Linked DNA regions of Homo sapiens: all the other regions are linked to region 5. A link is a contact called in ENCODE Hi-C or POLR2A ChIA-PET data. All regions are on one chromosome and are shown on one strand. Each heading gives the region's core, a stretch centred on a gene start or an enhancer-like site at or near the end of the contact. The rest is flanking DNA. Distances are from core to core; before and after follow the strand shown.

Region 1 (2,700 bases), core at 134-2,633, 760 kb after region 5:
TTTGAGACTCAAATAATTTTTAAGATAATTTTAAATAATTCAAATCATCAATCTTGCCAGGGCGTGGTGGCTCACACCTGTCATCCCAGCACTTTGGGAGGCTGAGGTGGGTGGATCACTTGAGGTCAGGAGTTCGAGACCGGCCAGGCCAATATGGTGAACCCACTCCCCCGTTCCCCACCCCATCCCGTCTCTACTAAAAATACAAAAATCAGCCGGGCGTGGTGGCACACGTCCGTAGTCCCAGCTACTCCAGAGGCTGAGGCAGGAGAATCGCTTGAACCCGGGAGGCAGAGGTTGCAGTGAGCCGGTATCATGCCACTGCCCTCCATCCTGGGCAACAGAGCAAGACTCTGTCTCAAAAAAAAAAAAATCATCAGTCTTGATGAGTTGATGTTTCTGACACCCCACTCCTTTTTCAGTCCCTCATACACACAAGCCCCCCTGAGCCTCTGAGCCTTTGTGCGTGGGGTTCCTTTGGACTGAAACGCTCTTCCTCCAGTTCTGACCTTGGCTCACTTAGTGATTCATCTTCAAGTTCCCACTCAAAGGTCACCTCGGAGAGGCGTGTTCCAGATCACCCTCCCTAAAATCAACACTATTTACAACGGGTTCACCCCGTTGGTTGCTTTGCTGCACACACAGCAATCAGAATGTATGTTAGCTATTTACCCGGCTTTTGTTGATTTTTCTAGTAATGGGGGAGGGCTGTTAAGGCAAAGACTGTGTTGTTCACGGCTATCTCACCGGGGCGCGGCACATTGCCTGATACAAGCAAGTGCTCAATGATACTGGATGATGAATAAACTCTGCAAGGAAGCGATTCCTATCCCCATTCTGCAGAGGAGGAAACAGGGGCTCAGCTTGGTTAAGTGACTTGAACACGGAGGCACGGCTACAACCCAAATCTCAGGCCCTCTGCCCTCGACAGCACGGGGCTCCCTGCCTCCTCACCCGGTGACCAGGGTCCCGTCGCGGCGGATCCCGAACTGCGCGTTCTGCAGCCCCCCGGAGCTGCTCACCCGCCGCTCGTCGCTCACCACGTTCCCCAGGCACTCGCCCGAGTTCATGCGGAAGAAGCCGCCGTTCTGGGCGACACGGCAGTCGGCCGCCCGCGCCGTCTCCTCCACGGTGGCGCGTCGTCTCGCCGCGCAGCCGCCGGGTCCACCGGGCTCCAGCACCGAGAAGGTGCGCAGGGGCTCAACGGCCCGCGTCAGGTGGCCGGCCACCGCGCGGTCCCTGAAGTGCGACACGAAGGTGCGCACGGCCAGACCGCCGGCGCCGGGAGTCGCGGGAGGCGGAGGCCAACTCTCGTGCTCGCGGTTGCCGGCGCGCACCCGTGTGCAGTCCCGGGGGAGGCGCGCGCGCGCGCGTGGATAGGGCAGTAGCAAGTCGTCGTCGCGGGAGGCCCTGCGGGGACGGGCGGCCGTGAGCTCAGGGGGCTGTCCTCGTGAGCTCGGAGGACAGGGGGGACCCCCCGAACCAGGCTGGCCCAGGGAGCTGCACTCACCCCGAGTCGAGGCCGCCGGACGCTTCCCAGAGGAAGCCGAATAGTGCAAGCCGGAGGAGAAGCCAGCGACCCGTGGAGGTCGCCATATTGGACCGGGGCCTCGGGTCATGTGGGCTCGCCTCACGTGACTCAAGTCCCAGGGTGGCCGCTTTCAGCTCGGACTGAATTACCTGCGCTCTTTTCGGCTGGCGGGCTGGCGGGCGGTGCTGGTGATGTTAACTTTTTATCTCCAGGTAATCTCAAACCTACAGGAAGTTGCAAGGAGAGCATAAAGAACTCTCGTAGAACTGTTATTCATGTTTAGCAGTGGTTTAGGCTTGCCTGATTTACTCAATCATTTGTACTTTGTTTTTTTTTTTTCCTGAACCAATGGCAACCAAATTGCAGATGTCATGATCCTTTACCCCATACCTCGCCATGAATCTCCTAAGAACAAGGGCATTTTCTTAACCACAGGGCAAATATCATTAGGACAACTCCCATTGACATTTCTGTGATGTCATCCACAGCTAACCTTCAATTGTCCCTCTAATGTCTTTTTTTTTCTTTTCCTTTTTGTCCGCCCCTGACCCTGTAACCCAGGAGTTGCTTTTAGTTGTCATGTCTCTTTGATCTCTTCATCTGGAAGGCTCCTCAGCCTTTTGTCTTTTACTACCTTGACATTTTTGAAGACAGCCCAGCTACATGATTTGTGTGACTCAATGCAAAATGAAAACGTGGGGACACTTACTAAAAAACCCAGAAAACTATTAAGAATTTCAAGATGGTCAGAGCAAATGGTTGCAGCAAGCCAGGGACCTTCTGAGTGAGCCCATGAAGCTGGCCCTGAGTATAGAAGCCAGTTTATTTTGTAGCATGTACTTCAAGCTTCCTTTGAGAGGATTCTTCTCTTCAGGCCTCCTGTCCCAGTGCAGTGTCCAGGGTTGGGTGGTGTCTTGGTGCCAGTGCAGTGCGTGGGCCATTCCAGGAGCCACGGCAAGTCTAATTGGCTTGATACTGTTGCGGTCTTGCCAGTGCACCTTAATATAGCAGTTTCTCCTTGTCTGAACTAGTCCCGGGGTTCTTTGTCCTACCTCCAAGAAAACTAAGGAGCGTGGACACAAGGGTGGGGTTGGAGCGAACGTTTAATAAGGGAAAGAAGAAAGCTCTCCAAAGTGGAGACGGGAGTCCGAGTGGATTGTCGGGTTACA
Region 2 (2,700 bases), core at 58-2,557, 870 kb before region 5:
GCAGTCTTTTTTAATGAGTTTGTGTTGGTTTTTATCTACTTAAAACACAGATTAAAGCAGATCGTAATTTACATTTTCTCCAGGGGCTGATACACCCTCACCATGTGGTATTAAAATGGATCCAGCATGCACAACAAGATGAATATACTCAGGACTACTGAGCTGTACACTTAAAAATGGTTATGATGGTAAATGTTTTTTAAAAATTAAAGAAATTTTTTTATATTTTAAAAATGGATTTGGGTTCCCTTTTCTCAAGGAACTTGAACTGCCTTCACTTAAATTCTCTTTACATTTCAGTGCTTCTAGAGATAGAGAAATCAAGGGCATTATTATTGTTAGCACTGCTTTCTAGCCAAAAAGAAACTGAGAGCGATGAAGTATCTTGCCTAAAGCATCACACAGCACAGCTCCTAGGCAGCAAGGCCAGGACTAGAACCAGCACCCCTTGCCTTCATTATGTTCATCCTGTGCCTTACCTGGCTGAAGAAGAATTTAATAAAAGCTCTTCTAACTTCATGCAGAAGGCGGAACCTGCACCCTTCTTGACCCCTTTTGACCCCTTACCTCCCACTCATCGTTAAATTTTAAAATGCTGTTCTCTGAAAATTTTACTTCACTCTAGCGATGGCCCAAACACTCGGAAAAAAATGTAGCATGAGGATGGGGAGCCAGGTTGATAGGTTTTTCACTTAGTTAACTATTTATTGAGTACTCAGAACGCACTCGGTGCCAGGGCTAGGCACTGTGGATGAGTAGGGAGTGGGCGAGACAGGGACGAGATGAGCAGGGTCAAGGCCAGGGGGTCCCGGGGCGCCGGCGCTCAGGCTCGGGGTGATCCGCACGGTGGGAGCGGGGCACGGTGATCGCGGCGCGTCTGGGGACGCCCGGCCTGAGGGAGGCTGCCTGTCCCAAGGAGACGCCCATCGGGGCCGGACCCGAACGCCTCGGAGAAGACTCCCAGCGGGGAGGGGCTCCTCGGCCGTCGCAGGGCCCAGCGGCTAATCCCGCCGGCCGCAAGGAAGCGGAGAACTCACCGGACACCAGCACTCGCGACTCCACAAACTCCCTCAGCCTCCGGGCCGGAAGTCAGCGGCGCGATTCGCTCCGCCCATTACGCACGCCCCTGCGCAGGCCCGCAAGCCGAATTGCCGGACTGCAGCTCCCGGGATGCACTGCGACGGTATTGACAGGCGCAGCAACCAATAGACGGTAGAGAATGCCCTTGGCAGGAGGCGGGCCCTGTCAGTAGTTGTCCTCAGCAGCTAGTGGGCGTCTCCGCAGCGAGTGGCATCGGCCCCGCCCCCAGCCCGTGCTCGCCGGTGTCGGGTCCTAAGTCCCTCGGTCTTGGGTTCCCGGAGAGGTGAGTCGGCTGCAGGTGGGTGCGGGGCGCCGGGCTGTTCGGGGTACCGGTGTCGCAGTCGCCAGTCCGAGCTCACACCGGGCGTGGAGTTCAGCTGCGCATCGGGTTGCGGCAGCTTCGCCAGGCCTGGGGCTGGCTGGGCCGCGGGGCCGCCCTGGAGGCCGGAGCCACTGGGCCTGCGGCGCCTCGGCAGCGAGCAGCCGCTTTGCTCGCGTGCAGGAGGCTGTTCGCTACCTCACACCCCCGGCTGGCGCTGTGGCCTCGCTTAGCTCTACCGTTTAGCACCCGGCGACATGCACCCGGTCGGTTTCCGCCAGGATGCGGGAGAGTTGGGGCAAGCTACCTGCGACAGCTTGAACTTTTCCTAGGGATTCCGCTCCACCCGCCGGTTAGAGCGTATTGCTCATTAAATCCGAGACCTGTGTGCTTGCTACTGAAATAAAAGAAGTATTTTTTCCCCAGAGTCCTTTTAGGACGTTATGACTTTTCTCCTTTGCAAGACTGCAAAAAACTGACAAGAAGACAAAACTCTTCCCACTCCCAGGGACCGCGTTGTCTTGAGTTTGGCTAGTAAAGGCTAGCAAGTGAGGCTTTGTCTCTGCATCCCGTTCCCCCTAACATCCTCAGAGAACCTTCGTTTCTAGAATCTTTCTAGTATTCAGAGACTTCTCCAGGGTCATGATCCCAAAGGCTTAACCCGTTTACAAGGAGAGAGTTGTCTCCTGACGCCCAAAATGGCAGCTAAAATGGAGATAACTTTAAGCTCCAACACTGAAGCTTCCTCCAAGCAAGAGAGACACATAATAGCCAAACTAGAAGAGAAACGGGGCCCTCCTCTGCAAAAAAACTGCCCAGATCCTGAGCTCTGCCGCCAGAGCTTCAGACGCTTTTGTTATCAAGAGGTGTCTGGACCCCAAGAGGCTCTCTCCCAGCTCCGACAGCTCTGCCGTCAGTGGTTGCAACCCGAGCTGCACACCAAGGAGCAGATTTTGGAGCTTCTGGTGATGGAGCAGTTCCTGACCATCCTGCCCCCGGAGATCCAGGCTCGGGTCAGGCATCGATGTCCAATGAGCAGCAAGGAGATTGTGACCCTCGTGGAAGATTTTCACAGAGCATCCAAGAAACCAAAGCAGTGGGTAAGGAGGGTCCTCTCCCATCATCCTGGGGATTTCTTTTTCTTTTCTTTTTTTTTTTTTTTCTTTTTTTGAGACGGAATCTTGCTCTTTCGCCCAGGCCCGAGTGCAGTGGCGCTATCTCGGCTCACTGCAAGCTCCGCCTCCCGGGTTCACGCCATTCTCCTGCCTCAGCCTCCCGAGTAGCTGGGACTACAGGCGCCC
Region 3 (2,700 bases), core at 5-2,504, 990 kb before region 5:
AGTACTCTTTTCACTTAGTCATCACAAACCCCTTTAATCCCATATTACCCTCTACTATCATGGTAGCCTCACCTTTGACGACAGACTAGCTGTGTGACCCAAGTAAATGACTTCAGTGCCACCACCTGTAGGAAGGGGCTGCTAATAGCATCTGCTTCATACTAACGTGTTTTCAGGATCGATCTGCATATAAACGCTCAATACACGGTAACTGATTGTCACATTCTATCCCAGGACGCTTCCATTTGCGGATCTCATGGCCCGGAGGACCTGGGCCGCCTCACAACTGGGCAGCCCCGCTCACCGACACAAAGCCCACAACCGCGCCCAATAGGGAATCGGCCCTGCGGCCCTCCTGCCACTCGCCCCCAACTATCACAGTCCACGGCGGAGCTGGAGGCAGATCCCGCCCTTGCAGGGCTGGGTAAGAGACTGAAACTTGGAGAATGAACTGCAGGCGCTGCACATCTCGGGCAGATTTAAAATTCGGTCTAAAATCGGAAGCAGGTGCCGCGAACCCAGACCCGAGCGCTCCTCTGGGACGTCCAGCCGCAGAAGCGAGCCCAAAGCCCAGCAGGGTTCTCCGCGGGACTCGGGGTTTCAGAACCGCCGGGCTCTTGGGCGCTCGCCCAGGGCGCACGCGCAGTCGCGAGGCCGCGCCGCGGACTGCATCTCCCAGCAGGCCCCGCGCAGCAGGCCACGCGGCGCCACTGACTGGGCGGGCGGCTAGCTCCCTGGCCTCCCCGACATGCCGAGGAGCCCCTGGCTTCCGGAGCCGACGAGGCCGCAGGGGCCAATGGGACCATCTTCAGCCAGCCCAGAGTAGCCGAAGCGGGTGGGGCCTGGCTTGGGAAAGGATTCATCCGGGGAAGCTGATTAACAATTCAGATTTCCGGGTCTCACCCCGACACTGACGCACTGGAGAGCGCGTGGCCCTGGGATCTGCGTTTTCCCAAGCGCTCCGGAGTAATTCTAACCCAGGTTGCCCGCCAGTCACAACGACCTCAGGCTTGTTTTCTTCGCTTGGATCCAGCTGCCCTGCCCCCAGTCACTCCCAGAATTTCAGGGCGCGCCCCGTGGCCCCGCCTCTCGTCTCCAATTGGTCCCTCGCTCATCCAGTCCCCGTAGGCCAATCTTCCCTTCTCATTGGTAGGCGGTGAGTGTGTGGAGAAACCTGACCTAATGGGCGCTGGAGTTCGCAAAACGTGACCCGGAAATTGGTCACGAGCAGGCGCCGTGGGCTTGTGGACGCCTAACTTGCGCGCTGAGATTTCCGGCGTGGGAGCAGAGGTCTGAGTCTTGCGTGGGTCCTCTATATAGGGTGAGAAGCGTGGCGCTCGGTTCCTGCCTCGGGGAAGTCCTGGCGCAGATGGGCCACGGGGCCGGCGTGGCGGCGCCTGGGACCGACTGAGGCCTAGGCGCCGGAGCCGGCCGCGCCTGGGCTGGAGCGGGGCTCCTCGGCCTGGACTGGGAGCCCCCGGCCCCGGGCTCCTGCTGGCGCCGTCCAACCTTACATGGGTTCAGGGCGCCTTCGTAGGCGGGCACGGCTGGTTTCGGGCTAAGGCGCTCTGGAGACCTGACGATGGCGTCGGGCCCGGGCTCCCAGGAACGGGAAGGGCTCCTGATAGTGAAGCTGGAGGAGGACTGCGCCTGGAGCCAGGAGCTGCCCCCACCTGACCCAGGACCGAGCCCCGAGGCCTCCCACTTGCGCTTCAGACGGTTCCGCTTCCAAGAGGCAGCTGGTCCCCGGGAAGCCCTCAGCCGGCTCCAAGAGCTTTGCCATGGGTGGCTTCGGCCTGAGATGCGCACGAAGGAGCAGATCTTGGAGCTGCTGGTGTTAGAGCAGTTCCTGACCATCCTGCCCCAGGAGATCCAGAGCAGGGTGCAGGAGCTGCATCCGGAGAGCGGCGAAGAAGCGGTGACCCTTGTGGAGGATATGCAGAGAGAGCTTGGGAGACTGAGACAACAGGTGAGAGAGAGAGAGAGCTGTTTTATCTGTGGTTTGTTTAGCCCTGAGCACTGGGACATTGCGCCCCCGGTCGAATTCAAGTAAATTGCCCTGAGTAGACCTTACGTGGGGAAGAGGACTTGTGATTTAACCTGGAACACTCATCCTCCAGATTTTCCCCCAAATGAACGAAAGCAGTGAAGAGTGCCCTGTTTCCACGCGGAGGCGGTGTCCCTGCAACAGTTAGTGTTAGCCATGGAGTTAGATCGCCAGCGTTCAAATCCTCAATCTGCTAGTACTAGCTTTGTTACTTTGGCAAGTTACTTGATCTCTTTCGGCCTGTTTTCCTATTCGTAAAATGAGGATATTAACATACTTTCTAGGGCTTAGAGGGAGAGCAGCATGTAAAGTTGTGAACACTACTAGCTTATGAGTGCTTAGTACTTGTTACCTGTTGTTATGTTAGGGTCCACGGTCTGGTCTTCTCTGCAAAGCTGGGCCTCCGTTAATTGTGAACTTTGAAAGATAATTTGGCACCGAGGCCCTGAGGTCATTGGTCCCCAGGGCTACCCCAATTTAGCCTATCCTATAGTGAGGAATAGAAGCACCTAGAAAAGGTGGGGAGAGCAAAAGGGAGTGAGGTGTATCTTAAGAGCTGTGTGGGGAAGGTGTGCTCTGGGAGTGGGCCCTTTCCCTAACCCCTCCCCCTGCACATGGGATCAAAAAAGCCTTTAGTGTAAACCATTTTTCTG
Region 4 (2,700 bases), core at 102-2,601, 770 kb before region 5:
TTCTTGATACATTCTGGATACACGTCTCTTTATCAGATATGTGTTTTGTGCATATTTTCTTCTAGACTGTGGCTTATCTTTTGTTTTTCTTAATAACACGTGAAGCAACATTTATGGGAGGCCATTGTTTTGGAGCGAGCTCCTGCACAAGGTACCAACGGACCAGACCAAACCAGAATGGAATCGCTAGTGCAAGGTGCCACGTAATCAATGCGAACTTAGAGACAGGCCAGTCTGCCAAAACACAGAAGATTCACTGCAACCAACAAAAGGGGCCCTGTCCACCTAGGCTGGCATAAGGAAGCCCCCTCTGCTTTAACCCAAAGAAATGCATCTGAAATAACCTGATGCCAACCAATCGCTTTGTGCACTACGCTGTTTCCTTGTTCCTGCTCAAGCTACCTTACAAAACCCGGCTGCTGTGCCACGCCTGGCGGGGCATCTCCCCATTTCACACGTGGAGGCCGCCCCTTCCTGCCGTCTCCTCGCGCCCCCATGCAGAGGCTAGGGCTGCCGGGACCCGCGCGGCGCGAGCGGCTCAGGGCCCCTTTCCGGCCTGTTGTGCAGCCCGAGCCGTCTGCGCGTGCGCGAGACCGAGGCCTGGCCTGCCTCTGGGCGCCCACAGTGATCCCGTCCTCCGCTCGGCAACCAGATTCCGACGAGGAGCGCGCTGTGCCTCGGACGGGGGAAGGCGGGCTTCCTGAGTATAGTGCATTTTTTTTTTTTTTTTTTTTTTGAGACAGAGTCTCGCTCTGTCGCCAGGCCGAAGGGCAGTGGCGCGATCTCGGCTCACTGCAACCTCTGCCTGCCGGGTTCAAGTAATTCTTCTGCCTCAGCCTCCCGAGTAGCTGGGATTACAGGTGTGCGCCACCACGCTTGGCAAATTTTTGTATTTTTTGGTAGAGACGGGGTTTCGCCATGTTGGCCAGGCTGGTCTCGAACTCCTGACCTCAAGTGATCCGCCCGCCTCGGCATCCCAAAGTGCTGGGATTGTAGGCGTGAGCCCCCGCGCCCAGCCAAGCATCGTGCATTCTTTATAGAAATGAGGGGGAAATAAGCAATATGGAAAGCGCCTAGCGCAATATCAAGCACGTAGTAGGTACTCAGAACCTGTCACCCAGCGCGAAACGTCCGCAAAGCGTGTAAACAGACGCCCAGAAGCTGGGAAGCTTGCAGCCCTCATAGACGCCGGTATCGCCACGCCCTCTGCCCTCGGCGTCTCAGGAGCGCTCTCTGCCGGCCCGCTCTCCCCGTGCGTATGCACGTGCCGCCGCGTCTTCGCTTCGCTTTTTGTTTGTCCCTGACCGTGCGCCGTCCAAGGGTCCATTGGTTGCCATAGAGATCGTCGAGCGCTGGGCCTGTGATCGCTGAGGGGCGAGCAGTTGCGACCCTGGGCTCCTGGGGACCTGAGCGTTATGTCTTTCCGCGACCTCCGCAGTAAGGCAGCCCCGCGCCCCTGTGACCTGCGGGTCTTCCAGAGATTCAGGGCTCCCGCCCGCCGGGTCCCCTGTGTAGGCGATCCCTGAGGCTTGCGCTGCCGGAGGCTCCTTTCGGGCCTCTGCGCCTCAGGGACCGCCTGACCCGCGGCTGCAACCCGGCCGAGCGTCCCAGGCCCTTCTTCGGCCATTTCTAGCGAGGATGGAAAGTTCTCTATCTGCCACTGGCCGCGTGTGGCTCAGAACGCTTGAAATGTGGCTAGTGCAGATGAATAACTGAATTTTTAAGTGTAATTTATTTCTGTTTGTGTAGCTGCATGCCGCTCTTCGCTACCGTATTGGAAAATGCATGGAGAGTTTAGAGACTATTTTTTGAGTTGGGTTAGCTTAGCGCTTAGAAAACCGAACAGCAGGCCGGGCGCGGTGGCTCACGCCCGTAAGCCCAACACTTTGGGAGGCCGAGGCGGGCGAATCACCTGAGGTCGGGAGTTCGAGACCAGCCTGACCAACATGGAGAAACCCCGTCTCTACTAAAATTACAAAATTAGCCGGGGGTGGTGGCGGGCGCCTGTAATCCCAGCTACTCGGGAGTCTGAAGCAGGAGAATCGCTTTGGAGGTTGCGGTGAGCCGAGATCGGGCCATTGCACTCCAGCCTAGGCAACAAGAGCGAAACAACATCTCAAAAAACAAAAAACAAACCAAAAAAAAAACAACCAGCAACGAAACCGAGGAGAGGAGGCTGGGTGATAATCATTGCGGCTAACATTTTTTGAGTTTTAACGATCTGCCAGGGCCCGCTCTGTGTTATGCGCATTTCATTTTAATCATCTGAACAACTCTGTGCCCCCTGTATTTGGTAGTGAGGAAACGGGCACAGAGAGGTCAGGTAACTTGGGCAGGTGATACAGGCGGTAGGAGGTGGCACTGGGGCTTGAATTCAGGTTGCCTGAACTCCAGACATCCTGAACTCCATCTGCATCCTTTCTGCAGGGCTGGTAAGGAGAAGGGAGCTCGAATTCCTTTGCTAAGAGGGTGGGGAAGTGGAAGAACGAGGCTAAGAGTGTTGGTTACGGCTGGGCGCAGTGGGTCACGCCTGTAATCCCAGCCCTTTGGAAGACCGAGGCAGGCGGATCACTTAATTTCAGGAGTTCTAGACTAGCCTAGCTAACATGGCGAAACCCTGCCGCTGCTAAAAATTCAAAAAATTAGCCGGGCATGGTGGCGCGCGTCTGTAGTCCCAGGTACTTGGGAAGCTGAGGCAGG
Region 5 (2,700 bases), core at 15-2,514:
GAGGCTAGGGGCGGCCTCAGGTGTCCCTTCCCCAAATGGCCTGCCCACCTGGCCTGCCTTGCCCATCGTGCCCGCGGGGGCCGAGCTTTGTGCAGGGAAAGCGTGGCCCAGGAGCGCCTACAAATCCCACAATGCTGCACCAGCAGGACACGGAGAACTACAGCTCCCGCGAGGCCGCGCGCAGAGGTCCGCCTACTCCAAGAGGGCTGCAGAGTCACGTCCAGGCCTCGCTAGTAAACAGCGCCCGGGCGCGGGCGGGCGAGCGAGCGGCAGCCAACGTGCCCCGGGCCGCGGCGCCCCTACCGGCCGCGCGGGCCCCTCGGGGTCCGCCCACCCCCAACACCCACACGCGAGCACGCCCCCGACCCCGCTGCAGCCCCGCTCTGCAAACACGCACAGTGCCCGGCTCCCCGCCCCCACCCCGCGCCGGGAGCCGCGGCATGGCTGCATTGTAGCCGCCCTAGCTACACCCCCACGCGCGCCCCGGGCCCCCAGACCCCCTTGGATGGGGACGACCTCAGATCCCGAGGAAGGAAGGAGAGGAAGGAAGCCGCCGCAGGAGGGGGAAAGAGGAAGCGCGGGGGGGAAGGCCACCAGCACCAAGCATGGCCGGGACTGCTGCAGAACCACGTGGGTCTGTTTGCAATTTACAAACGTCGCGACTCGCCCGCCTGCAGCGGACAAAAGTGGCCGGGGCCGCTTGGGGCCCCCATGCTCCAAGGAAGGAGGGTCCCGGGGCGGCGCGGACCCGGCGTGTGGGGCTGCAGCCGTCCCGGCAGCTAAGAAAGGCTAGCGGGGTCGGCGGCGCGGGCCATGCGTGCGCACACGCGCGCCCGCCCGGGCGGGCTGGCCGGGGGCTGCAGTGGTAGGAAGGGGGTGGGGGGAGGAGGAGTACACACCTACAGAGCCCTCCTATCACTTCTTTCTCTGTTTTCCTGAAATGTTGCAAAGAGGGCACCTTCTGAGTGGGCACCATGAAATACTCCATAGCGATCGGCCCCCCTCCTCTGCACGAGCCAGGTCCCGCGATCAGCCGGAGAATGCAAGATGGAAATCCGAATCAAAGGGCAGCGCCGGACGGAGGTGCAGAATCGGCCGGTCCCAGATGCTGGCGGCGGCGGCGGCGGCGAGGGGAGGGAGGCGGGCGGGAGGGGCGGGAGGGAGGTCTCTCCGGCCTGCCTCCCCGGGCGTGTGTATGTGTGTGTGTGTGTGTGTGTGTGTGTGTGTGTGTGTGTGTGTGTGTGTTTGCAGCTGATCAGATGTCTGTTTCAAGGCGGGAAACAGCTGGTGAAAACTCAGCACTCCCCCGGCCTCCTTCCGCGGAGTAAGGAATTGCATGTAAACAAAGGACTATTTGCAGCGCCCCCCGGGCGGCGCGAGGCCGGGGCGAGAGGGGCGCGGGCCCCCGGGGACCGGCTGCAACCGGGGTCTGCAGGCCTCTCGCGGGGCGCAGGGGGCCGGGGGCCGCGGGCGGGCTTGCGGGGCGCGGCGTGAATGGAGCGAGCTGCGGCCGAGCTACATGCGCCACTATGGGTGATGAGGTCCATCAGCTGACAGGTTGGCAAGCGTTGCAAAAAAAAAAAAAAAAAGGCCAGCCACCGCGCAGGGAGCCCAGCCCGTGCAGCCCGGAGTCCAGCAGCGACTGGCCCAGAGCAGGGTCCGCGCGCTCGGCCGGCCCGCAGGGAGGAGGGGGCGCGGCTGGGTCGGGCGTGCAGCGGCAGCAAGGAAGGCGGCCTGGGGTTCGCGCTTGGGGCTTCTGCTTTTTCACCATTGCAGCTGCACGGAGCGGAGCCTCTCCGGTGTGCTCCCTTCGAGCCGAGCCCAGGGCCCCCTGGAAACTTGCGTCACAGCCACCGCTTCCCACATGTAACTCGGGGCTGACTTCGGAGGCCGGCCAGCTTCCTCCCTCCCGCCTTGCTTAGCTGGCCGCACGGCCGGGACTCCGGATCCTGGGAATCTTGGACCCGGCGACGGGACGGCAAAGGGCGCCTCGGATGCTGGGGCCGCCCTAGGAAGCCGGGGGCCCCGGCAGGGAGGGGAGGGTGGAGGCGGGCCTGAACGGCAGCGGCCCCCGGGCGCAGGCTGCCAGCGCTGCGGGGAGGTCTGCTGGTTGCTGCCGGGTCCCCTGCTATTCCCCCAGACCCGCACTGTTCCCTCCGCGGGCTGAAGGCTGCAGCTTCCCATTCATAACAAAGCCCGTGTGGGACTTGCCCCTCCGCCAGGATGCGCTCCCCAAGAGGGGGTGACGACTTGGGGCAGGGACGGGGACCCTGGCGGCGAGCTTCCGTCCTCCGCTCGCACGCCGCACCTTCCGGCCCCAGGCCCTCCCCTGGCTCCTGGAGGGTTGGCTCCTGGCTCAGGAAGCCCACGCCTGCCTTGGAATGTCCTGGATCCTGCCCACCGCCTTCCAGGTTCCGCCTAAATCGCGCCTCCTAATTTGACTTATTCCTACTAGTAACAATAGTTACTGTTATTATTGGGAAATATTGTTATTAGATGTTGCCAGCACCCGGTGGATGCCGAGCAGTTTTGCTTACACGCTCTCCAATCCTTGAAGCAACCTGTTAGGCAGTTTCTCTAAGGAGAGATCCCAGACCACTTGACCAAAAAAAAGTCTCTGGAAGGCTTACTATGTTTCTACTTAAAAAAAAAAAAAAAAAAAAAAAACTTTCGGCTGGGCGCGTTGGCTCACGCCTGTAA
Region 6 (2,700 bases), core at 198-2,697, 700 kb before region 5:
GCATCATCACTTGAGCTCAAAAGCCTTCCCGAAGGAAGAAGGAAGTGGCACCTGCACCTCAGGGCCCTACCCTGCTCACTGCATGGACCCCTGGAGTCCAAGGGGTGGAGAGGCCCAGCCCTGGGGAGCCCAGCACCCTGGGACAGAAGAAGAGGGGTGCAGCCTGCAGCCTGTGATGGCCAACAGTGAGCCCCAGGCTCAGGGTCACCTCCAGGGAGGGGTCCAGAAAAACACCAGGGCCTCTGGAGCCTGGCCATAGGGGAAGACCCTGCAGCCAACACCCAGGCTGGCCCAGGGCAGTGGCACTTCTTCCGAGAAGGCCTCTGCGGTTGCCGTCTCTCTCGACCCTTGTCTCACCCAAGGCTGTGGGCAGGAGAGGCCCTGGGGCTGCCCACTCGCCTGGGGGCGGCGCCTGCACCCTCCCTGCCCCTCATGACCTCGCCCCTCCTGTGCTGTCACCTCCATCTACAGGTGGGGTGCTGAGGCCCAGAGAAGTAGCCTCCCATGGGGGGTCCCAGTGCCAGGAAGGGTGCCCAGGTCTGCCGATTCCCCAGGCCGTGGCTCAGCATCACCACTGCCTGCCCGCAGCACCTTCAAGATGCTTCCTGCTTCTCCTGGGCCATCACTGGTACCTGGGGGAGCTGGGTTTTGTCCCTGGGACCTGTCCTGGGCCATTCTTAGTTACCTGTTTTTTCTTTTCTTTTTTGTTTTGTTTTGTTTTGTTTTGGAGACAGTCTCGCTTTGTCACCCAGGATTGAGTGCAGTGGCTCGATCTCGGCTCACTGCAACCTACGCCTCCCGGGTTCAAGCGGTTCTCCTGCCTCAGCCTCCCGACTAGCTGGGTGGGATTACAGGCGTCTGCCAACATGCCTGGCTAATTTATTTTTTATTTTTAGTAGAGATGGGGTTTCACCATGTTGGCCAGGCTAGTCTCAAAGTCCTGACCTCAAGTGATCCGCCCACCTTGGCCTCCCAAAGTGTTGGGATTACAGGCGTGAGCCACCGTGCCTGGCCACATCTCTTTTTTCTACAGCATGAGCCAGTCCTGCCCCAGGAGACAGCTTCTTGGAGTCTCGTGGAGTCTCCCCAGTCCCCCTCCCCAGAGTAGCTCAGGCCTTAAGGCCACTGTCCTTCCTGCCAGCATCCCTTCTCCCTCCCCTGCCCTGCACTGAGGTCACCTGGACCCAACTTACCTCCCGGGCCTCGATGCTGCTCCAGGGACAGCAAGACTGGGGGGCCTGGGGGCGTCCATCTCCATGCTCCTGGGCTCAGCCCTGCTCCAGCTGCGTGGTGGTAGATGCCCTGGGAATCCCTGTGCCAGCCTGAGTTCTCAGGACCAGGGATCAGGGCACTTACCACGCCAACCAACCAACCGTGTGGGGGCCGAGAGCAGTGCAGCCCCGACCTTCTGCAGCCCCACCGAGCCCACCGGCTGTCCCTGTGGCTCCGGGTCCTCACCTCTTCCTGTGCTGGGCTCCACCTCATTCTTCCTTCCTGTCTGATTTCAACAGCCAACAGCCTCGCAGACACATCGAGGAGCCGGGGCACCCTGGCTTGGTCACCGCCCCCGTGCAAGTTAAGTGCGGGGGCGATGCTGGGGGTCTTGACTCTGGGATTAAGTGTCCCTGCAGGTGGCATGCTCAGGATAAAGTGGCTGGTGCCAAGGCTGTTGACACATCACCTCCATCCCGCCACAAAGGAAGCTGCCCCGCCATCAACAAATGCTTGTTTTCAGGCGGGTGGTCAGGAAATCAAGTGAGCAGCCTGAGGTCACGCAACTAGAGGGTGACCCCAGCAGGACTGGACTGTGCCCTGCCACCTCCAGGCCACCCCTGTGGCTCTCCTTATTTATTTATTTAATTTATTTATTTGAGACAGAGTCTCGCTCTGTTGCCCAGGCTGGAGTGCAATGGCACGATCTCGGCTCACTGCAACCTCCCCCTCCCAGGTTCAAGAGATTCTCCTGCCTCAGCCTCCTGAGTAGCTGGGATTACGGGCATGCGCCACCATGCCCCGCTAATTTTTGTATTTTTAGCAGAGGAGGGGCTTTGCCATGTTGGCCAGGCTGGTCTTGAACGCCTGACCTCAGGTGATCCACCCACCTTGGCTTCCCAAAGGGGTGGGATTACAGGCGTGAGCCACTGCGCCCAGCCTATTTATTTTTTGAGACAGGATCTTGCTCTGTCACCCAGACTGGAGTGCAGTGGTGTGATCTCGGCTCACTGTAGCCTCTACCTCCTGGGGCTCAAGTGATCCTCCTGCCTTGGCCTCCCAAAACACGGAGATAACAGGTGTGAGCCACTGTGCTCCCTCTTTTAACACCTCTTGCTTTCTTTTCTCTCTGTCACCCAGTAGGCACCTCTGACTCAGCTGTGCCCCATAACATCTTCCTGTGAGCAAAGGGCTCCCCAGAGGCAGGTCACCTGTACCCTAAGAGGAAACAGCAGAATGTTGCCGTCCGCGGCAGGAGATCGCACTCGGCCCCTGGAAGTGGACCTCAGTGGGTGGCCTGCCCTGACAGGGAAGGGCGTGAGGGGGAAGGACATGGCCCAGAGCAAGCCACATGAGAAAAATTACAATAAAGTATGGGACATCCGCTGGGGACAGGGAGCAAGCAACATGGGGCCACTGAGGGAAGGAGGTGACAAGGTGGGAGCCAAGGGACAGGGGTCCTGGGGTCTGAATTTTCCTCAGCAAGCA

The links. A loop is a pair of places that touch in the nucleus more often than their neighbours do. ChIA-PET counts read pairs that join two places held with the same protein, here RNA polymerase II (POLR2A). Pooled maps may share reads with other maps.
Region 1: a loop to region 5 is called in a pooled map, with 4 times the contacts of the local background. The contact joins the promoter of NAGPA-AS1 here to the promoter of TFAP4 in region 5. A Hi-C loop is called at or near these places in 1 of 50 pooled maps. POLR2A ChIA-PET finds 5 or more read pairs at or near these places in 2 of 52 experiments (HCT116 and Panc1).
Region 2: a map of CD8-positive, alpha-beta T cell shows a loop between it and region 5 (13-fold over the local background). The contact joins the promoter of ZNF174 here to the promoter of TFAP4 in region 5. A Hi-C loop is called at or near these places in 1 of 168 maps with a recorded cell type or tissue (CD8-positive, alpha-beta T cell), 1 of 37 single-sample maps with no recorded cell type and 6 of 50 pooled maps. POLR2A ChIA-PET finds 5 or more read pairs at or near these places in 1 of 52 experiments (AG04449).
Region 3: a loop to region 5 is called in a pooled map, with 7 times the contacts of the local background. The contact joins the promoter of ZNF263 here to the promoter of TFAP4 in region 5. A Hi-C loop is called at or near these places in 6 of 50 pooled maps. POLR2A ChIA-PET finds 5 or more read pairs at or near these places in 2 of 52 experiments (activated B cell and naive thymus-derived CD8-positive, alpha-beta T cell).
Region 4: a pooled map shows a loop between it and region 5 (8-fold over the local background). The contact joins the promoter of CLUAP1 here to the promoter of TFAP4 in region 5. A Hi-C loop is called at or near these places in 1 of 37 single-sample maps with no recorded cell type and 9 of 50 pooled maps. POLR2A ChIA-PET finds 5 or more read pairs at or near these places in 2 of 52 experiments (PC-9 and activated T-cell).
Region 6: a pooled map shows a loop between it and region 5 (10-fold over the local background). The contact joins the promoter of NLRC3 here to the promoter of TFAP4 in region 5. A Hi-C loop is called at or near these places in 4 of 37 single-sample maps with no recorded cell type and 5 of 50 pooled maps.

The regions. Positions count from the first base shown.
Region 1 is chr16:5,032,319-5,035,018 of GRCh38, forward strand. It overlaps NAGPA-AS1 (NAGPA antisense RNA 1), which reads left to right and starts at 1,384. Exons shown (of 2, transcript NR_038913.1): 1 at 1,384-1,743. It overlaps NAGPA (N-acetylglucosamine-1-phosphodiester alpha-N-acetylglucosaminidase), which reads right to left and starts at 1,617. Exons shown (of 10, transcript NM_016256.4): 1 at 1,511-1,617; 2 at 955-1,410. The coding sequence starts at 1,596. RefSeq lists enhancers at 854-1,355, 1,549-1,728.
Region 2 is chr16:3,399,908-3,402,607 of GRCh38, forward strand. It overlaps ZNF174 (zinc finger protein 174), which reads left to right and starts at 1,308. Exons shown (of 3, transcript NM_003450.3): 1 at 1,308-2,499. The coding sequence starts at 2,098. ZSCAN32 (zinc finger and SCAN domain containing 32) reads right to left here and starts at 1,097. Exons shown (of 7, transcript NM_001284527.2): 1 at 1,038-1,097. RefSeq lists silencers at 735-884, 1,435-1,654 and an enhancer at 858-1,357.
Region 3 is chr16:3,282,237-3,284,936 of GRCh38, forward strand. It overlaps ZNF263 (zinc finger protein 263), which reads left to right and starts at 1,255. Exons shown (of 6, transcript NM_005741.5): 1 at 1,255-1,969. The coding sequence starts at 1,583. RefSeq lists enhancers at 228-733, 844-1,033, 1,744-2,247 and a silencer at 1,404-1,563.
Region 4 is chr16:3,499,653-3,502,352 of GRCh38, forward strand. It overlaps CLUAP1 (clusterin associated protein 1), which reads left to right and starts at 1,352. Exons shown (of 12, transcript NM_015041.3): 1 at 1,352-1,437. The coding sequence starts at 1,416. RefSeq lists enhancers at 1,037-1,086, 1,207-1,586, 2,094-2,611, 2,612-2,700.
Region 5 is chr16:4,271,759-4,274,458 of GRCh38, forward strand. It overlaps TFAP4 (transcription factor AP-4), which reads right to left and starts at 1,265. Exons shown (of 7, transcript NM_003223.3): 1 at 900-1,265. The coding sequence starts at 988. RefSeq lists enhancers at 1-458, 1-189, 1,090-1,139, 1,436-2,411 and silencers at 270-429, 790-839, 1,560-2,209.
Region 6 is chr16:3,575,956-3,578,655 of GRCh38, forward strand. NLRC3 (NLR family CARD domain containing 3) reads right to left here and starts at 1,448. Exons shown (of 20, transcript NM_178844.4): 1 at 1,194-1,448. LOC105371060 (a long non-coding RNA gene) reads left to right here and starts at 1,548. Exons shown (of 2, transcript XR_001752061.3): 1 at 1,548-2,700. RefSeq lists enhancers at 2,532-2,581, 2,612-2,700.